Linked DNA regions of Homo sapiens: region 2 is linked to region 1. Evidence: read pairs that join two places in POLR2A ChIA-PET (ENCODE). Cell type or tissue: endothelial cell of umbilical vein. All regions are shown on one strand. Links, peaks and the distances in the headings refer to the core of each region. The heading gives the core; the rest is flanking DNA.

The links. ChIA-PET counts read pairs that join two places held together with the same protein. Peaks named below come from ENCODE experiments on the same cell type or tissue, not always from the same donor. Only the 100,000 strongest peaks of a DNase experiment are listed, where the experiment ranks them.
Region 2: POLR2A ChIA-PET joins it to region 1 with 14 read pairs; 6 of 35 experiments call an interaction of 5 or more read pairs at or near these places.

What each region holds. Positions count from the first base shown.
Region 1 is chr16:4,835,952-4,845,892 of GRCh38, forward strand. GLYR1 (glyoxylate reductase 1 homolog) reads right to left here. Exons shown (of 16, transcript NM_032569.4): 3 at 9,123-9,202. LOC124903638 (a long non-coding RNA gene) reads right to left here and starts at 5,439. Exons shown (of 2, transcript XR_007064967.1): 1 at 4,301-5,439; 2 at 3,292-3,728. In endothelial cell of umbilical vein, for the core only: no CTCF peak of the experiment used is centred there; no DNase peak of the experiment used is centred there.
Region 2 is chr16:4,888,562-4,898,502 of GRCh38, forward strand. PPL (periplakin) reads right to left here. Exons shown (of 22, transcript NM_002705.5): 9 at 9,114-9,209; 10 at 7,033-7,155; 11 at 6,700-6,846; 12 at 5,906-6,057; 13 at 4,980-5,077; 14 at 4,652-4,809; 15 at 3,474-3,652; 16 at 3,250-3,388; 17 at 2,167-2,360; 18 at 1,623-1,773; 19 at 417-500. It overlaps LOC124903637 (a long non-coding RNA gene), which reads left to right and starts at 7,155. Exons shown (of 3, transcript XR_007064965.1): 1 at 7,155-8,019. RefSeq lists an enhancer at 6,697-7,542. In endothelial cell of umbilical vein, for the core only: no CTCF peak of the experiment used is centred there; no DNase peak of the experiment used is centred there.

The DNA.
Region 1 (9,941 bases), core at 807-8,806:
TTCTTTCATCTTTTTTAAATTTATTTTTTATAGAGATGGGGTTCACCATGTTGCCCAGGTTGGTCTCGAACTCCTGAACTCAAGTAATCTGCCCACTTCAGCCACCCAAAGTGCTGGGATTACAGGTATGAGCCACTGCAACTGGCCTACCTCTGTCTTTTTAATGAGAATATGCTTTTCAGTTGGCGCCTCAACAATGCACCACTGTCTAATTCACGGAGGCACATCAGCCGGGCCTGGCACACCACTGGTCCTCAATAAATAATCACTGGGTAAATGATTCCTTCCCAGATGTTCAGGAGGATGTACTGCTCACCAGTGAGTTAAAAGGTGCTACAATGCTCCAGTGCGTAAGGCTTTAGTGTTTTTGTTGTTGCTACTGTTGGTTTTTTAAGTGACTGTTTCTTTCCTTGATAGAAGCTGTAACTTTTGATTTTCCTATCATCCTCCCAAGACTTAGATGGAGCTATATCTTTCAGCCCAATTGTGGCTGGGAAGTCAGAAAAATCAAGCTTATTCAAGCTGTATTTAAAGTAGGAGACTTTGCTTTTTATGTACAGTAGAATGAATGACACATTGTGATAGTAAATAGCTGAAAACAGGCAAGGTCATTACAGAGAAGGAAAGCGGATGTCTCGTAAGATATCTGGCTACGTGGAGATGAGCAAGATAAAAAGCAATGCATGTTATGTGCTACCACTCGTGCAAAGACAAGGAAAATGGACTGACCACGCACTGATATCTCTGGAGGGACACATCATCAGAAACTGGTCTAACTGGGTGGCTGTGGGATGGGGATGAATGCAACTGTTTCAATGTTGACAAGTTTTTGTTTTTGAATGGTGAACACATATTATATTGGAAAAAAAAAAAAAAAACAAAACAAATCAATACTAAAGGCCTCTGCCCTAGAACACAGGCTATGCCGACTGCCCAGAGGGTTTCCTCCATGACTTCCTGGTTTGCAGGTTTGCTCTGGTGGGTTGCTGCTGCCTGGCTGCTGGCATAACTGCACCTGTAACACAGCCAATTTACCCTGGTGACCTGACACTCTTCCTATAAAAAGTCTCTTCATCTATGAATACAGAACCGCCACTAAGGCACTCTCAGATTACTCCAATCAAAATGAATTAAAATCTGGTATTTTCAAAAACTTGCACACTTCTGATTTGCTTTCCTCTTAAATGAAAATCATACATGTAGGGCCCGGTGCGGTGGCTCATGCCTGAATCCCAGCACCTTGGGAGACCGAGGCAGGTGGATTGAGGCCAGGAATTCGACACCAGCCTGGCCAACATGGCGAAACCCCATCTCTACCAGAAAACACAAAAATTAGCCAGTTGTGGTAGCACACGTCTGTAATCCCAGCTACTTAGGAGGCTGCGGCAGGAACTGCTTGAACCCGGGAGGTGGAGGTTGTAGTGAGTGCAGATCGTGCTACTGCACTCCAGCATGGGCGACAGAGCAAGACTTGGTCTTTAAAAAAAAAAAAAGAAAATCATACATGTAGATACTGTATATTAAAGATGTCAGCCTATGACTAATCTTGAACGCTGTCACATGTGTTTCAGCCTTCACATAGACAGGTGACCCGGGGTGAAGCCGTGAAGCTAAGAGAAAGAGAAAAGGAGAAAGGACGGGGAGAAGATGGCAGGGGGAGGGAGACAGACAGAGAAAAAGCACACACACACAAGCATAGAGTATAAAGGTGAGAACAAGCCGGCACGGTAGCTCACGCCTATAATCCTAGCACTTTGGGAGGCCGAGGTCAAGAGATTGAGACCACCCTGGCCAACACGGTGAAACCCTGTCTCTACTAAAAATACAAAATTAGCTAGGTGCGGTGGCATGCGCCTGTAATCCCAGCTACTCCGGAGGCTGAGGCAGGATAATCGCTTGAACCCAGGAGGCGGAGGTTGCAGTGAGCCAAGATCGTGCCACTGCATTCCAGCCTGGCGACAGAGCGAGACTCCATCTCAAAAAATAAATAAATAAATAAATAAATAAATAAATAAATAAATAAAGATAAGAATAAAAATACAGGTGAGAACAAAGATGGGGCCAGAAGGTGTGGGTTTGCTTCTCCATTTGGATTTGGTGAATACTTAGTAAACAATTTCTATGGGTGCCTTTTTAAAAAAAATCCATCCAAAGGGGCTGAAGATTACTGAGGTGTTACAGGCCAAGTTCTTCAGAAATAAAGGCACCAGAAAAAAACACACACAAATCAGGTGCCAGGTGAAACGAAAAAGGGATGCTTCCAAGCTGCTATGCTTCTAATTATTAACCACATATTCTTCTAGAGCAGCTACTTTCAGTACTGACTCAGACACCTCACATCCAGCGAGACCGGTCCACCTTAGATGTGGCTTGGTGGAAAAGGACCACTGGTCTCTCAGTTTCCTCATCTGTGAAAAAATAAGAACCAGAAAGATGACCCTGTGCACTTCCTGAAAGGGCTGCTGTGAGGACTGGAGGGGAAGACTGCTATGGAAACTCGCAGGTAGGCACTTGCAGCTTCTCCACTGTTTGTCCACAATCTGTTGAACCGGTTGGTTTCTGGTGGCTTCTAAGCACCTGTAATTTAAATGAACACTCCCTCCATTCCATCATCATCCACAGCCACTGATGAAACTTTTCTTTTTTTTTTTTTGAGACAGAGTCTCACTCTGTTGCCCAGGCTGGAGTGCAGTGGCGCGATCTCGACTTACGGCAAGCTCTGCCTCTGGGGTTCACGCCATTCTCCTGCCTCAGCCACCCGAGTAGCTGGGACTACAGGTGCCCGCCACCACGCCCAGCTAATTTTTTTGTATTTTTAGGAGAGACGGGGTTTCACCATGTTAGCCAGCATGGTCTTGATCTCCTGACCTCGTGATCCGCCTGACTTGCCCTTTGAAAGTTCTGGGATTACAGATGTGAGCCACCGTGCCTGGCCAAAACTCTTCTTTTTTAAAAGACAGGGTCCTGCTCTGTCACCCAGGCTGGAATACAGTGCCTCAATCACAGTTCACTGTAGCCTTGACCTCCCAGGCTCAAGCGATCCTTCTGCTTCAGTCTCCCAAGTAGCTGAGACTACAGGTACATGCTACTACGCATGAACCCTCTCACCTGTGTTTCAGCCTTCGGATAGACAGGTGACCTGGGCTGAAGCCGTGAAGCTAAGAGAAAGAGAAAAGGAGAAAGGGCGGGGAGAAGATGGCAGGGGGAGGGAGACAGACAGAGAAAAAGCACACACACACACACAAACACACACACAAGCATAGAGTATAAAGGTGAGAACAAGCCGGCATGGTAGCTTTAAATTTTTTATTTTTAAATTTTTTGTAGAGATGGGTCTTGCCATGTTACCCAGGCTGGCCTTGAACTCTTAGGCTTGAGTGATGCTTCTGCCTCTGCCTCTTGAAGTGTTGGGATTACGGGTGTGAGCCATCACGCCTGGCCCCGATGAAACTTTTAAACCGTGAGCTCTGTCTCTACTCTGATGGGGGGGTCACCACTAATCAGACCTGTCAGAGAGGGACCCTCGTGCACTTGACACATAATCTTTGGTTGTAGTCACCAAGTGAAGCTGGCAGGGTTTTGCTGAAATTATATCCCCTTCGTATTTCCATGAAAATACAAAAATTACGTGGGCAGTTTTGTCTTGGCCATCTCGCTCAGGGAGCCGAATCCGTATAAAGAAGTCCTCCTCTCACCAGGACACCTGATTAGGAAGGTCTGGCCCTCTCCTAACAGTGGGATGTCAACACAATTTGTTAGATATTTTGGCAGAGATGTGGAGAGAGAAAAATCAGGTTTCTAAAAGATTGTAATCACTGATTATCTTGTCATAAGGAGCCGTTCTTTCTGCTCTTTAATAAAAGACCTTGCAAATATTAAAAAAGTATAACTACACTTTTTTTTGCCTAAGTAGTGTGTCAATTTTGAAACTGAACATCTTTGACCAAATCCTGTATTTCTCAGGAACGGAGGACACTCCACTGGGTCAGACCCTATCCACCTGGGCCAGGGTCCAGTAACCAATGGTGCCCCCACCCAGGATGTGCCTGGACCACATGCCCCCTCCCTGATGTCAAGTGTTAAAGGCGAGGTGCAGTCCAGCTTCTACAGGAGCCACTTATGGCTTTGTCTTCACAAGTTAGTTCTCATCCCTAAAAAATCCCCTTGCAATACCTGTTTACACCACCTCTTAAACGCCCCTTTTATGCAGTGCTCCTCACCCTGGTCCTAACACAGTCATACCACAATCCACTTGCAGTGCCCATCGCCAAACTCCTCTAGGCCATTCGCTGTTTCCTACCTCCTGATCCCGTGATTCCTTCAGTCTTTGCTTTTCCACATTGAAGAGTCCTGCTCTTTTGTCTGACTCAGTTCCCTTTTCTGGATCTTGGCCAATTCTAAGAGATCCCTTTGAAAGCATGATCTGAAGTCCATAGAGTATTCCTGATGAGGCGCATACAGTTTTACATAAAGGTGGAATGATGCATGGTTTTGTACTCAAAGCCTTTTTGGTAAAAAGAGCAAACCTGGCTGACATCCTTTAGGAACTTCCAACTCTCATATTCCTTTCTTTTCAAACAAACACACACACACACACTCTCTCTCTCTCCCATAGGGAGAGTCTCCATCTCTCTCAGTTTTCCATACTTAAAGGCATCCTGGACCAATGTGTGCTAATACCTGCTGTATGGCAAGCCACACTCTACACAAGAGATACTACTTTTCCTTCCTAACTATGAGGTAGGGGGTATCATCCCCTTATGTAGAGGACACAGAGGCTCAGAAAGGTGAAATAGCTTGCCCAAATCAGGGAGCAAGGTGGAACCGGTACCTGAATGCACATTAGGCTGGTAACCAATCCAGAGCTCTTTCCCCAAAGTAATCTGCTGCCACCAGCCAATCTGGAGATCTTACCTTCATAGAAAAACACAAAATAAAATCTGCCCCAGCACTGATCACTAAGGAAGTGTTCCTTCTTTAGAGAAGTACTGTACATCTTTACCCTTTATTTCCTTTCTCTAAGTTAACTGCCTACCCACAAAAAGATAACACATTAGTACCACAGTGACTTCATTTTTATAGTTTAAAATGTAGAACTCTAGCAAAGGAGTTTAAAAAGTTAAAAATATTGCATTTAGCAGTTGCTTTGTATCCCACTTGTTTACAACCCTCCAAAGAACCTTCGTCAGTTAGAAATTATATCATCACCACCACCATCCAGGCTATTTTTGTCTTGAGCAAGCACATCACCACTGGCTTCACCTGTTTGCCTGGTTAAGCTCTGAAATTAACTCAACTCCAATTTTCTGTGTCCTATTTCTAGCACTTGTTATAAACAAGGATCACAGTTTATTAATCTAGTCTTTTAGCATTAAAAAAAAAATCGGGGCTCGGCGCTGTGGCTCATGCCCATAATGCCAGTACTTCGGGAGGCCGAGGTGGGAGGATCACTTGAGCCCAGGAGTTTGCGACCAGCCTGGGAAACATGGCGAGAACTTGTCTCTACAAAAAAAAAAAAAAAAAAAAAAAAAAAAAGTAAAAAATTTAGCAGGGCATGGTGGCACACAACTGTGGTCCCAGCTACTCGGACTGCTGAGGTGGGAGGATTACCTGAGCCTGGGAAGTCAAGGATGCAGTAAGCCATGTCCGTGATACTGCACTCCAACCCTTTCTCAAAAAAAAATCAAGAAACCAAACAAGAACAACAACAACAACAACAACAACAAAAAACATAAGGAAACAATGGCTTTCAGGCTCCTTATGAGACTGAGTTCCCATTTTTGTTTCAGACTTGTGTAATTATTCATTTAGCTAATGAAGTTTGGGCCAACCATATTGCCTCTGTTATTCCTAAGCACAAGTTACCTCAGGCAGGGAGCCTCTTCCTTTCCATAACACCCAGCTTAATGCCAATTGTTCATGGTATCCCCACTGTCTGAAATGCCCCTATAGTCCCCATCCATCCAGATTCTATGTATCTTCCAGAGCTGGATTCAAATCCCATCTCTGGCTGAGTGCGATGGCTCACGCCTGTAATCCCAGCACTTTGGGAGGCCGAGGCGGGCAGATCACGAGGTCAGGAGATCAAGACCATCTTGGCTAACATGGTGAAACCCTGCCTCTACTGAAAAATACAACAAAAATTAGCTGGGCATGGTGGTGTGCGCCTGTAGTCCCAGCTACTCGGGAGGCTGAGGCAGGAGAATGGCATGAACCCGGGAGGTGGAGCTTGTAGTGAGCCAAGATCGCGCCACTGCACTCCAGCCTGGGCGACAGAGCGAGACTCCGTTTCAAAAAAAAAAAAACAACAACAAAAAAAAACAAACAGAAAAACAAATCCCATCTCTTCAGTCAGTCTTCTTGGTTCTCATGGCTCTCCACTGAGCTCTCCCTCTTCTAGAATTCTTTTTCTTTTTAAGACAGGGTCTAGCTCTGTCACCCAGACTGGAGTGCAATATTGTGATCATGGCTCACTGCAGTTTTGACCTCCTGGGCTCAAGCAATCCTCCTGCCTTAGCCTTCTGCATACCTGGGACTACACTTGTGTGCCACCATGCCTGGCTATTGAAAAAAAAAATTTATTTTTTTAAGTAGAGACAAGGTCTTGCTATGTTGTCCAGGCTGGTCTCCGGCTCCTGGGCTCAAGCAATCCTCCTGTCTTGGCCTCCCAAAGTGCTGGGATTACAGGCATGAGCCACTGTGCCCAGCCTAGAATTAACAATTATCTGCCATCATTCATTCTGCACATAATCTTTATTTATTTTTTGAGACAGAGTCTCGCTCTGTCACCCAGACTGGAGTGCAGTGGCGCGATCTCAGCTCACTGCAACCTCCGCATCCCAGGTTCAACCAATTCTACTGCCTCAGCTTCCTGAGTAGCTGGGATTATAGGTGTGCACCACCACACCCGACTAATTTTTGTATTTTTAGTAGAGACAGGGTTTCACCATGTTGGCCAGGCTGTTCTCAAATTCCTGGCGTTAAGCAATCTGCCTGCCCCGGCCTCCCAAAGTGCTGGGGTTACAGGCATGAGCCACCATGCCCGACCATCATTGTGCACATCATCTTATCTGAAATGTTTACAACTTGTCACTTGACTGAGCATCTGGAAGGTGGGAACTATAATACTTGCTTTCTTATAAATTCCCTCAGTGTCAAGCAATTCAGAAAGTGGACACATAACACTGATGTTATGCATGAGGACAATCTTTCCTGTTTTTCTTTTTCTTTTCTGAGACATAGTCTCAGTCTGTCACCCATGCTGGAGTGCAGGGTCTCGAACAATCTCTGCCTCCTGGGTTCAGGCAATTCTCGAGCCTCAGCCTCCCAAGTAGCTGGGATTACAGGTAGACGCCAACACTCCTGGCTAATTTTTGTATTTTTTGTAGAGACGGGGTTTTGCCATGTTGGCCAGGATGGTCTCGAACTCATGACCTCCAGTGATCCACCCACCTTGGCCTCCCAAAGTACTGGGATTGCAGGCCTGAGGCACCATGCCCGGCCAAATCTTCTTTTTAAATCCATGGAGTTCTAAGAACATTCCCTCTTCCAGAAGCTCTGGCTCCACAGCTCCAGGCCAGCGATCTCCTTGAAATACTGCCACCACAGGCTGCTAAGCTGGCTTGTGATAGAGAAATGGGGCTGGGTCTATCTGTAAACATGAAACCAGGAAGAGCATCTGACATATAAACTCCTGGATGAGTGAAGAATACTGTTTATAATATATCGCTTTCTAAGTAGAAATACTTTAACCGTCAGAATTAGATTTACCAGAGAAGCCACAGACATTTTTTTCAAATCTAAGGCTGTATTTTCCTATAAGAATAATAAATAGAAATACAACTACTTAAAGAAATCAAACCGGCTGGGCATGGTGGCTCTTGCCTGTAATCCCAGCACTTTGGGAGGCTGAGGGGGTTGGGGGGGGGAGGGGCAGATGACTTGAGGTCAGGAGTTTGAGACCAGCCTGGCCAACATGGTGAAACCCCGTCTCTACTAAAAAATATAAAACAATTAGCCGGGTGTGGTGGTGTGCGCCTGTAGTCCCAGCTACTCGGGAGGCTCAGGCACCAGAATCACTTGTACCCGAGAGGTGGAGGTTGCAGTGAGCTGAGATCATGCCACTGCACTCCAGCCTGGGTGACAGAGTGAAACTCCATCTCAAAAAAAAAAAAAAAAAAAAATCAAACCATCTAGCTAGACCCAGGTAAGCCACTTGACATAGTGATAAAAAGCTAAACAAATCACTAGCAACTCAAGTTAATACAGGTTCTTCACGTTCTTCCCGTCACTGTAACATGTTATATGGTCAGAGTCTCAGATTAATGGTCCTGGTTTCCCCAACTTAGGACAGATCTGGTAAAAAGACTTACTATAACAATGTCAAAGCAAATCACTTAGTTTTACACATGAGAACATGATTGAACAATTACTTTTATTAACATAAATAAAAGTTTCCACTGTATACCCCAAGCATGAACCATAATGATATATGGCATTAAAAGAGAACTGAACATGGCTTTTATAAAAATAATTGCCAGCTGGGCGCAGTGGCTCACGCCTATAATCCAGCACTTTGGGAGGCCAAGGCAGGTGGATTGCTTGAGTCCAGGAGTTCAAGAACATCCTGGGCAACATGGTAAAACCCCCTCTACAAAAAATTAGCTGGGCATGGTGGTGCACACCTGTGGTCCCAGCTACTCGGGAGGCTGAGGTGAGAGAACCGCTTGAGTCAGTGAGGCAGAGGTTGCGGTGAACTGAGACTGCCTCTGCACTCCAGGCTGGGTGACAGACTAAGTCTCTGTCTCAAAAACAAACAAAAAGGAACTGCCTTTGGAGTTGGGTAAAGAAACATGTGAGAAACTGTTTCAATGTGATTGTTATAGTTAGAAGGTAAATGAACCTAGTTCTTGCCTGACTTAGTTATAGACCTAGGACAGTTGTCTAGGGCAATTTCTGCAAGAAATTGCACCTTTATTTAGGTATGAAGGCAGAATGAGATGCCAGTATTACACATTATAAGAAGACTGAACTAAGGATCCTTAGAATATTTTCAAAGCAGCTCAGACTCCAGGTAACACAGAAAGAAAGGCGAAGGGAGACTCCTGGTGAGTACTACTCACTGATCTTCTGTTCCAAAAAATTTCACAAAGAAGCATTTCTTTCCGCGAGGTTTCTTCAAGTCCTTTGGTGGATTAACAATCTGGAGGATAAAAGGGGGGAAAAAGGTTGGCTGGCAACACAGCAGCCCACTTTCTAGTGGCTCCACATTGCTCTACAGTTCTACGTTGCTAAGAAAAAAGTAAATTAAAAGGACTTACTTACAAATAAATTTATTTATATACAAAACAGAACCCAAGGCCTAGTACTTGTCTAAATCTCCCATTTTTCTATTGAGGTGTATGGAAATGTGTAGATATTCTAGAAGTTCCCAATATTTAACATGTAGCACAGTGCTCAGTAGACACAATATCCCTTTTACTGCAGTGGCCCTGTTTTACAAGCAGTTAAAACTAAGATCAACAGCATCCCCTGCCCCCCACCACCCCACCCCTGCTCCAATGTGACCCCATTATTACTGAAAAAATGCAGACGACACTCTTTGAAATACTTCCTGTGCAGGAAGGGTTGACACAGGACATAGTGAAAACAAAGGACAACCGAGGCACAGAAAACACCATATTGCAAAGAGACCATCTAAAGACACCTCCCGGGCTCCAAGCAAGAATATAAAAACACAACATTTGGAAAGCAATGATGGATCACCTCATGCAAAATCTGGAATGCCAACTTCTGCAAAGAGGCACTGGAGTAGCACATATGGTAACATGGAAAGAAGATTTAAACTTAGTTGGGACAAAAATACTTTGGCTTTTCACTAACCTACATTTAGACTTTCTTCCTGGATAATTTATATTTTCTTCTCCTTTTGTTACATTTAA
Region 2 (9,941 bases), core at 888-8,887, 53 kb after region 1:
TCATGTTTACCAGCTTGCTGACTTTATAATCCATCAGGTGGATGTGTGCTGATTCACGCAGCTTTCCCCTTCCACTGGACACCAGTCCTTTCCAGCGTACTAGTTTTGCTATTGTAAATAGTGCTGTTGCAACAATGTTGTTTATCCTGCATTTTTTTTTTTGTACTTTTTCCTTAAGGATAAATTCCCCCAAAGTGTTTACTGCTTCAGAGTATAAAACCCTTTTACAGCATTCCATGTCTAGTACCATGCTGTTTTCCCAAAAGCCTGTGCCAGTTTGCACAGCAGCCGGCAGTGCCTCGGATGGCCAGCTCCACCCCCATGTGCCAGGGCCGGTGCTTGCTGCTTCTCTGACCAGGGCACGGTGGAATAAGACCCCTGCTGTTTGTGCTTTGGGCGGAAGTTTCCCGGCTCACCTTTACAGCTTGCTGGTACTGCTGGGAATTGGCACAGATCTTCTGTACTTCCTGCTCCCTACTTGCTATCTCATCTAGCAGGTTCTGTAAGACAGAGTTTAAAAATCAAAACTAACCAGAAAAAAAATTTAAAAAAGCAACCATGGATGCAGTAGCTGGAAATCTCAGAATCTGAATTTATTCTTCTCTAGCACAAAGTATGATGAATGGCTCCCTTGTATACATTTTTATTCATTGCAAAAGGCAGTTTTTTTGTTGTTGTTGTTTTTTTTTTTTTTTTTTTTTTTTTTTTTTTTTGAGACAGTCTCACTGCATCGCCCAGGCTGGAGTACAGTGGCGCGATCTCAGCTCACTGCAGCCTTAGCCTCCTGGGTTCAAGCAATTCTCCTGCCTCAGCCTCCCAAGTAGCTGGGACTACAGGCTCCTGCCACCATACCCAGCTAATTTTTTTTTGTATTTTTAGTAGAGATTTGGTTTCATTATGTTGGCCAGGCTGGTCTTGAACTCCTGAACTTGTGATCCTCCTGCCTCAGCCTCCCAAAATGCCGGGATTACAGGTGTGAGCCACCGCGCCCAGCCACAAAAGGCAGTTCTAAGGCTCTGTGAAGAAGGGCCAAGATCATTATCTCTGCTAGGAAACAAATGTTTACTGATGATTTGGACCACCAGACACTGTTCTGCTGTCTGACTTAGATTATCTCATTTAATCTTCAAACGATGCCAGGAGGTAAGCATCGTGACCTCCAGCTTATGAGTGAGGAAAGCTTCTGAGGTGGGGATGTGGCTGATGGGGTGGACCCGGGATTTGCATCTCAGCCATTGGCTTCCCGTGTTCCTCCCTCACCCCAAGGCACTGCGTTGGGCATGGGGGAGGCAGGAGTCCCAACTTTGAAAATGGGATTTCCCCCACAAAGGCGGCTCCTCATTCTGTAGCTGTTCACTCACATAGCCAACCCACGCCAAGTGTCCATTCTGCACCAGGCCCTGTGCGGGGCACTGAGCTGGGAGAGGTGAGCGACACACTCGGTTCTTGTTCTCAGAGGGTTGGGTGTTGGGAGCTTGAGCTGAGGCCCAGGGAGGACACAGCTGTGGCAGGCCTCTGCCCTGCTCCACCTCCCAAAGGCTTGGCTCCCCAGAAAGGGGCTTGTTGACCTCTGACCCTCCCTTGCCAGTGTGTGCCTGGGGCTGCGGAAACGGCCATCTCACCTTCTGGTTCTTCAGCTTGGTCTCCATCTGGCTGAGGCTGTCTGTCTCCTGGGGCTCGTAACTGGGGATGCTGACTAGGAACTGCAGCACGTGGTCATGGCCGCGGTGGAAGTGCTCGTAGGCTGCCTTGGCGCTCTGTAGGCTCTGCGCCCTGTCAAGGCAAAGCGTTCAGGCCTCAGCCACAGCAAACAGATGCCTCACCGAGCCCTCATTTTTTTTTTTAAAGTGGGAAACAACCAAATGTAACAACCAGAAATACCCCAAGTATCTCCCACACAGGGTGGGTGGTCATTAGGGAACGTCAGGTTGGACTGTGGAGAACCAGGTGGGTCCATATACATTGACTTGCAGAGATGCCCATTGTGGATTACAGGACCCAGGTAAGCATGACTCAAAAGAGAGACCACAGGGCCGTCAGAGAATCTGACGAACTCACCAAAAAGAAAAACAGCAAAATCTGTGGGACACGGCTAAAGCATTGCTTAGAGGGAATTAGATCGCATTCTCAGAAAACAAAAATGGCCACCACCCACCGCACCCTCACCTGCGTTCCACCTGCTGGCGCAGGTTGTTGAAACGCTGGCCCAGCTTGTGCACCTCGGCCTCCTGGCGCTCCAGGTCCGGACAGTGCTCCTGGAAGCGGCTGGCCAGTGTGCTCGAGCACTGCTTGGCCGCCTGCAAGTTCTGCTCCACCTCACCCAGGAGGGACTTCTGGGCCTGTAACTCACAGGCCATGGCCTGGCGGGGCAGAGGAGGAGACGGCGGTGCTACGGCCAGAGCTCCCAGAGCCAGGCGATGACACCCACTGAAGCCCCTGGGCCACTGACTGTAGGAGGGTGGGCAAGGCCACAGGTAGGAAGGACCGGAGCCTTGCTCTGTACATCCCAAACCTGGGTCACTTCTGCCATCTTCTGTTTTTTAACAATGAACAAAGCCCTGAAAAGCTAACTTCTAAAAACCCTGCAGCAGGCAGCTCGTGCCCTGCGCGAGAACAGCCTGCCACTGTCTGGTCATGAGGCTGTGGCAAAAGCAAGTCGTGAGATGGGAGTGTGAATAAGGGGCCTCAGGTCACAGACTTGAATGTTTCCTGTGCTCAGGCAGTGTGGGAAGGGGGCCCGTGGCAACTGCGAGGTAAGCAGGCCGAGAAGGCAGCTGCTCCTCTGCCCACTGACTTGCCCTCTGAGCTGCAGCCCAGGATGCCAGCTCTGCTCAGCAAGAGATACTGGGAACATGGATTGTTATGTGCTTTATGCTTTTTTTTTTTTTTTTTTTTTTTTAAGAGATAGGGTCTTGCAACGTTGTCCAGGCGGCTGGACTTAAACTCCAAGGCTCAAGCAATCCTGCCCCAGCCTCCTGAATGGCTGGTGTTACAGGCATGTGCCACTACACTGGCTATTGCAGATATTTGATCTTAAAATGCTGGCACCCGAAATCCCGTAAGTCACACAGATCCCGTGAATAGCTTGGATTTGTGCTGTGGGCCTCCATTTGCAGTTCCCAATTTGGGCATTCCAAACCTGGGGAGACTGGATGCTGGTGTCCTCATCTATCCAGACGGGCGGGTGGATGTGCCAGATGCTCTCACCTGCTCAGAGAAGGACTCCCAGGACTTGGGCCCTAGACTCACCGCCAGCTCCTGCCCCTTGCTGTCCAGGACACGGCTGCTCTCAGGCACTGTGTCATCCTGATTCAGATGGTTCTCGTGTGTGGCCAGCAACTCCCAGCTCTGCTGCAGGCTCTTCTCCAGGCGGTTGGCCACATCAACCCTGAGAGCACCAATCAGGCGTCGGGGGATGCCCACCTGGCCCCCTGACCCCACCCCAACCTCCATGCTGCCTGTCTGCCACCCACTTCTCCTGGGCCAAGTCCAGCAGCTGCAGGAGGTGCTCGTATTTCCGGTTGGTGTCCTCCACCCGGGTCCTCAGCAGGGGTGTGGTGCCACTGCCTGGGAGGGCCTGGATGAAGGCTTCGCCCTCAGCCGTGCTCCGCGTCTTCTCAGGTTCAATCCGCAGTAGCTCGTTGGTGATGTTCTGTGGGAACCAGGGCCCCTCAGTTTTGGACACAGCCAGGCAGCCCCTTCCCCTGAGGATGTGCCCAGGGTGAGCACAGATTCCCACATCAGGCACAGTGGAAGCAGCTGGAGAGGCCTGGCACATTCTGGGGCTCTGACCCGGCATCTGGACCCCAGCCTGAGGGCTGTATTTTTCACGAGCATCCCAGGGAACCGCTGAGGTGGAATGGACTAGTGACACCAGAAGCACCCAGGCAGCTGCCGGGCCTGTGCTGTCCTCAGCACTGCACGCGGACGCTTCTGTTTAATCTTTGCGGCAACCCCGGGAGGTGAGTACTACGACTCCACCCAGTCACGGGTGGGGGTGTGACGACTCCCAGCAGCTTAGGAAGGGACTTGTGGGGTCAGGCTACACCCGAGACCGGCATCCTCTCGCCCTGACTTGGCTCTCACTCTGAGGCCCCATCAGGGGCTATGGCACTTCTCCAATCCCAGATCCTCTTCTGTAAAATTGGAGTGCTACTCACTGCCTCAGAGGGCTGCCTTGAGGATGTGGGAGACTTTGTATAGGAAAGGAGGTGGGGGGAGGTGGCCCCTCCACGTCCCCCCTGGCATCAGCTCACCCTGTCCTCGCCACTGCCCTGTGAGCAGGGCCAACCCATCCTACTGAAGACACTGAGGCCTGGAGTTTATAAATACAAACGCTAACGTGTTTGCAGTCAAGCCAGCCGGTGACCCAGTCCTGCGGAATTCCACAGCCCATGTGCCATGCCAGGCGTCAGATCGACAAGCCGTGCAGGAACAATGCAAGTCCTGCCAGCTCTTTCTCCTGGGGAGGTAATGACAGCAGCCCTGCCACCTCCATGACTTGGGACCCTTTTACATGCAGCAGGCTGTCCCTGACAGACAGCTGCAGTGAATATCCCAAGACTCCATGGGGAAAAGACCTCAAATAGGGGCCCCAGGGGGCCAGTGCAGGGCTCCCCCGGCCCCACCTGTGCTCCTGACCCGCAGGTACCTTGAGGTCCTTGGCCCGCTCGGCACTGTCCTGCACAGCCCGGCCTTGCTCCAGTGGTGGCCGCAGGATCCCTGTGATGGCCTTCTCCTGCCGGTCCAGGTCGCTGGCCACCTTGTCCAAGCCAGCCAGCAGCTGCCGCCCCTGTAGGTCAGAGGCATCTGTGGAGGGAGGGAGGACACAGGCAGGTGTGACAACGGGCCAGGGGTGTGAGGCCCAGGGATGGACCTAGGCAGCCAGCCCCCCGCCGTCTCATCCACAGCACAGACCCTGGTCCAGCCCCTCCTCCCCGGTACCCCCAGAGCCTCAGGCGAGTGGCCCTGGCACCCACCTCCGGGATTCTCGGTCTTCAGCACCTCATACCGCTGCTGCAGCGTGCGTTTGCTCCCAGCTGCCTTCTGCCGCACGCTCCGGTACTGGCTGCCCAGGCTGTGAGGACAGAAATGAGCTGGGAACCTGGGCAGCCCACCACCCCCTGCACCCACAGAGGCGGGACTGCGGACTCTGGCTGGGCAGACACCCCAGAGGAGCCTGACAGCTCCTTAGATGCGGACAGCAAGTGCTCACTGTGGCACTGGCCTTTCTGTGCTCCTGGGCTCAGAGCTCTTCTCCCTCCTTCCCTCCTCTTTCGTAGGAAGTCTCACTACCTAAAATTGTCTGTCCAATAATCACCACCAAGATGTTACTTCTGAGGGAGCATACACAGTAGGTGCTCAATAAATACTTAATAAATGAAGGCATTCCTTGAATGATCCACTCATTCAGCAAGGAGTTCCTGGGCACCTACTTTGTACCAGGTACTTAACTAGGCCCTGGAGAGAGGAAATTCAAGGAGCCCAGGCCCAATGAGACTGACGCATACGCTAGTCACTTAATAAAAAGCGGTGCGTGCAGTGGAAGAAGGTGCCTGGGAGCAAAGAGGAGGCAGCCCTTATCCCAGCTGAGTCCTCCAGCCAAGGGGCTGGGGTCTGCAAGTACAGGGAGCAGTGCGTGCGGGAGTCAGGGGCCCTTAGAAACTGCTTAGAAACTCGTGAGGGGGCCAGGACGAAGCCCAGAGCTAGACATTCATGTTTAGCAAGTCAGCTGGCCCACAATCTGCCCCTCTCCTGCATGAACTTCCAAGGGGGTGCAGATGGAGAGTGTCAGCGACCCCGCGCTCCCCACAGGCTGAGTCCAAATCCCCGGGGCTATGAATGGGGCCTGAGAAGCCCTGGGGGTGGGACTGGTCCATGCAGACTCCCGCCTTTGCCCTTGTACCTGTCAGCCAGAGCCAGGGCCTCAGGGTCTGTGGGGGGGATCACAAAACACACGGCCGGAGCAATCAGCTTGTTCCCAGCGCTGTCCATGAGCTCCCAGCTCTCCCCGTTGTTCTTCTGCAGGGTGTAGCTGTAGCCCCGCGAGATCAGGCCCTGGCGGGGGCAGGCTGGACAGTCAGGATCCCGGCAGGGCCTGAGGGCCTGGGAGCCCGGTTGCCATCTCAGCCCCCGACTCTTGGACCTGGGGAGCCCCGGCTCATCACTTGGACCCTCCCCGTAGAGTGGGGAGGGGCATGCAGGAGAAGCACATGTGTTGAGGCTGCCGGCCCAGCAACCCACCTCCATTTCCCTTTGGGGAACCTTCCCTCCCAATTCCCAGTCCCTGTGGTCTCTCCTTCTCCATTCCCAAGCTCCAGATGGACATGTGACTTGGACCTGGCCAATGACTGGCATTCGCCAGCCACAGTCATTGGTATAGGGTGGACCCTGGCATTCCCTGGCCACAGTGATTGGTGTAGGATGGACACGTGACTCACAGTGAGCCAATGAGAACCTGGCCTGGGACTTCTGAGGAGGGACTGGGGTTGCTAAGCTGGTGGAACACAAGGCCAGGGCAGCCGAGGTGGGGGCGGCATAGGGGTGCCAGTTGGCCTGCACCAGGGGAAGGGTTGGCAGAGTGACACCAACCACGGAGACAGGCACAGGCTCCTGAGAACGGCGCCTGAGGCCCGGGATCCAACCATGTTACCCCAAAAACTTTGTAGTGATGTGAACAGAGGAGCTGGCCCCACGCACCTGCTCCCCCTCAAAGTCACAGAGTGCCTCCACGGGGATGGGCTTGAGCGGAGTCTCCCGGCGGTACTTGAGGGGCACCACCTGCTGGCCTCGCTTCTGCAGCCCCTGCACCACGTCCTCATACTTGTCCAGCACCTTCTCCTGGTCCTGGAGAGAACGGGGTCAGGGGCCCAGGTGAGACCAACAGCCTTCCCCCTGGTGGGAGGACGCAGAGCAGGGGCTGGATTCAGCAGGTGGGGTGCTGTGGAGGGGCCTGTACAGGGCTGAGGGCAGGCATGGTGTAGAGGGGTCCCCCGCCCCCCGGGCCAGCAGGGGTCCTGGGCCATCGCTCACATCCAGCTCCCGCAGCAGCAGCTCAATCTGGTACCGGTCCTTGAAGTCAGGGCCATACTTCTGGTTCAGGTCCGAGTCCACCTTGCGCAGCAGCTCCTGAGCGTCCTTCACGTCTTCGTGAAACTAGGGGAGAAGGTGGCTCTGTTACAGCCAGGAAACCACTAGAAGCACCTGGGCTTCTGTCGGAGGCTTCAAGCTCATCCCTCAGGCGGGGCTGGGCCTCCGGTTCACCTGGAGTCCAGCATGGGACCCTGTGCTGAGCCTGAGGCTCCTCTGCGTGGAGACAGCCCCACCCTCCCTGAGCTGGCTCCTTAGGGGCCTCACTGGGAAAAGCCAGGTCCCTTCCCACCCATCCATGAGATGCCACCTCTGTGACATGTTTTCTTGGATGTATCAGTAAGTCTTGAGGTGTCTTTGATTCAGTTCCTCTCTCTGTACTAGGAACATCCAGACTTAATACTATAGCTTCTTTCTAGGTTTTGATAATAGCCTCCCCTTTTTGTTCTCGAAAATTCTCTTGCCCATTCTTCAGTCTATCAACTCTTGGTTCACTGTCAGCTATCCCCTGGGCTGAGCACCTGGGCTGCAGCCATAAACAGGACCTGAAGCCCCCACTGTGCGGCTCAGACAGGGAATGAGGAGTGACACGGCGTCGCCCACATCCAGCTTTCCCCAGACACCTCAATCCTAAGAATTACCCGCAGCTTCTTAAGAACTCTCATTCCTCTGGAAACAGACAAGTGTCCAGCCACAGATGAGTGGATAAACACAGTGGTCTAGCCATACAATAGGATATGATTCAGCCATAAAAAGGGGTGAAGCACTGAAAATGCTACAACACGGATGAACCCGGAAAACATGATGCTCAGTGAGAGAAGCCAGACACAAAAGGGCAGAGATTGCATGATCCCACTGATTCTTCATATTCGTTCTAGGTGTGACACTTCTGGAACAGGCAAGTCCATAGAGACAGCAAGAAGACCAAAGGTGACCTGGGGCTGGGGGAGTGGGAATGGAAAACTTACTGCCTAATGAGTACGGGGTTGTTTTTTTTTTTTTTTTTTGAGGCGGAGACTCACTCTGTCGCCCAGGCTGGAGTGCAATGGCGCGATCTCAGCTCACTGCAACCTCTGCCTCCTGGGTTCAAGCAGTTCTCCTGCCTCAGCCTCCCATCTGGGACTACAGATATGGGCCACCACACCTGGCTAACTTTTGTATTTTAGTAGAGATGGGGTTTCATCATGTTGGCCAGGCTGGTCTTGAACTCCTGACCTCAGGTGATCCAGTCGCCTCGGCTTCCCAGAGTGCTGGAATTACAGACATGAGCTACCGTGCCCAGCCAGGGTATAGGGTTTCTGTTTGGGGTGATGGAAAGTTTTGCAAGTAGATGGTGGTGATGGTTGCATAACATTGCGAATGCAATGAATGCCACTGAATTGTACACTTAAAAATGCAAACTGGCCGGGTGTGGTGGCTCACACCTGTAATCCCAACACTTTAGGAGGCCGAGGCGGGAGGATCACCTGAGGTCAGGAGTTCGAGACCAGCCTGACCAACATGGCGAAACCCCATCTTTACTGAAAATACAAAAATTAGCTGGGTGTGGTGGTGGGCACTTGTAATCCCAGCTGTTCAGGAGGCTGAGGCAGGAGAATCACTTGAACCCAGGAGGTGGAGGTTGTAGTGAGCCGAGATGGCACGACTGCACTCCAGCCTGGGTGACAGGGCAAGACTCTCTCAAAAAAAAAAAAAAAAAAAAAAAAGGCAAATTTTGTTTTATGTATCTGCATGTATATTATAGATTTTACCAAAATTAAAACCCTACACACTCACCCTGGGCCCCATGTGACCTGGGGAATCAGACTCTGGCCCTGGTCCCCAGGGAAGTTGGACAGGGGCCGGCAAGCTTGGGACATGTCTGCACACGCCATCAGAAGCATGGGTGCTGGGGGCCTGGGATGGCTGCCCCGCAAGGCTCCTGGACCAAGGAGCACGAGGCCACACATGAGCCAGGTAGGCACTGAGCGCTCTCAGAGAGTAGCACCCCCGGTGCTGGGGGGACTCCCAGGAAAGGTAAGTACCTGGTGGTAGTCCTCCATGTACTTGAGGTGGCTCTCCTCGCAGATGAGCAGGTTCAGGTACTCCTTCCAGTCTGCGTGCACAGCCTCCATGTGCGCCTGCCAGGAAGAGAAGGGGCCGGTCACCACTGGGCAGGTACTGCAGACACCAAGGGAGGGACTGCTGGGATATTGGGCTGGGGCATGGCGGGGGAGGGAGGCATCTGGCATCTGTCTGGGTGTGGCTACCACAGGGGTAGCCAGCTTCTGCTCAGGAGTGGGAGGAGGAGAGAGGGGTCACGTCAAGGAGCCAAACAGGGATGCCACATACGGATGCCCAGGCTGTGCAGTGCACAAAGGGCAAGTGGGGGCTGTGGTGCCTTCGGCAAATCTGTACAAAGGCACTGTCATGGACCGAACAGTGTCCCACCAAATCCATGACCCTGGCCAGGCATGGTGGCTCACACCTGTAATCGCAGCACTTTGGGAGGCCGAGGCGGGTGGATCACCTGAGGTCAGGAGTTTGAGACTAGCCTGGCCCACATGATGAGACCCTGTCTCTACTAAAAATACAAAAATTAGCTGGGCATGATGGTGTGCGCCTGTAGTCCCAGCTACTTGGGAGGCTGAGGCAGGAGAATTGCTTGAACCCGGGAGGTGGAGGTTGCAGTGAGCCAAGATTACACCATCGCACTCCAGCCTGGGCAACAACAGCGAAACTCCATCTCAGGCGGGGTTGGTGGCATTGTGGGGGTTGGGAAGAATGCGACCTTATTTGGGAATAAGATCTTTGCAGATGTCATTAGTTAAGGATCCTGAAATTAGGGTGAGCCCTAAATCCACTGACTGATA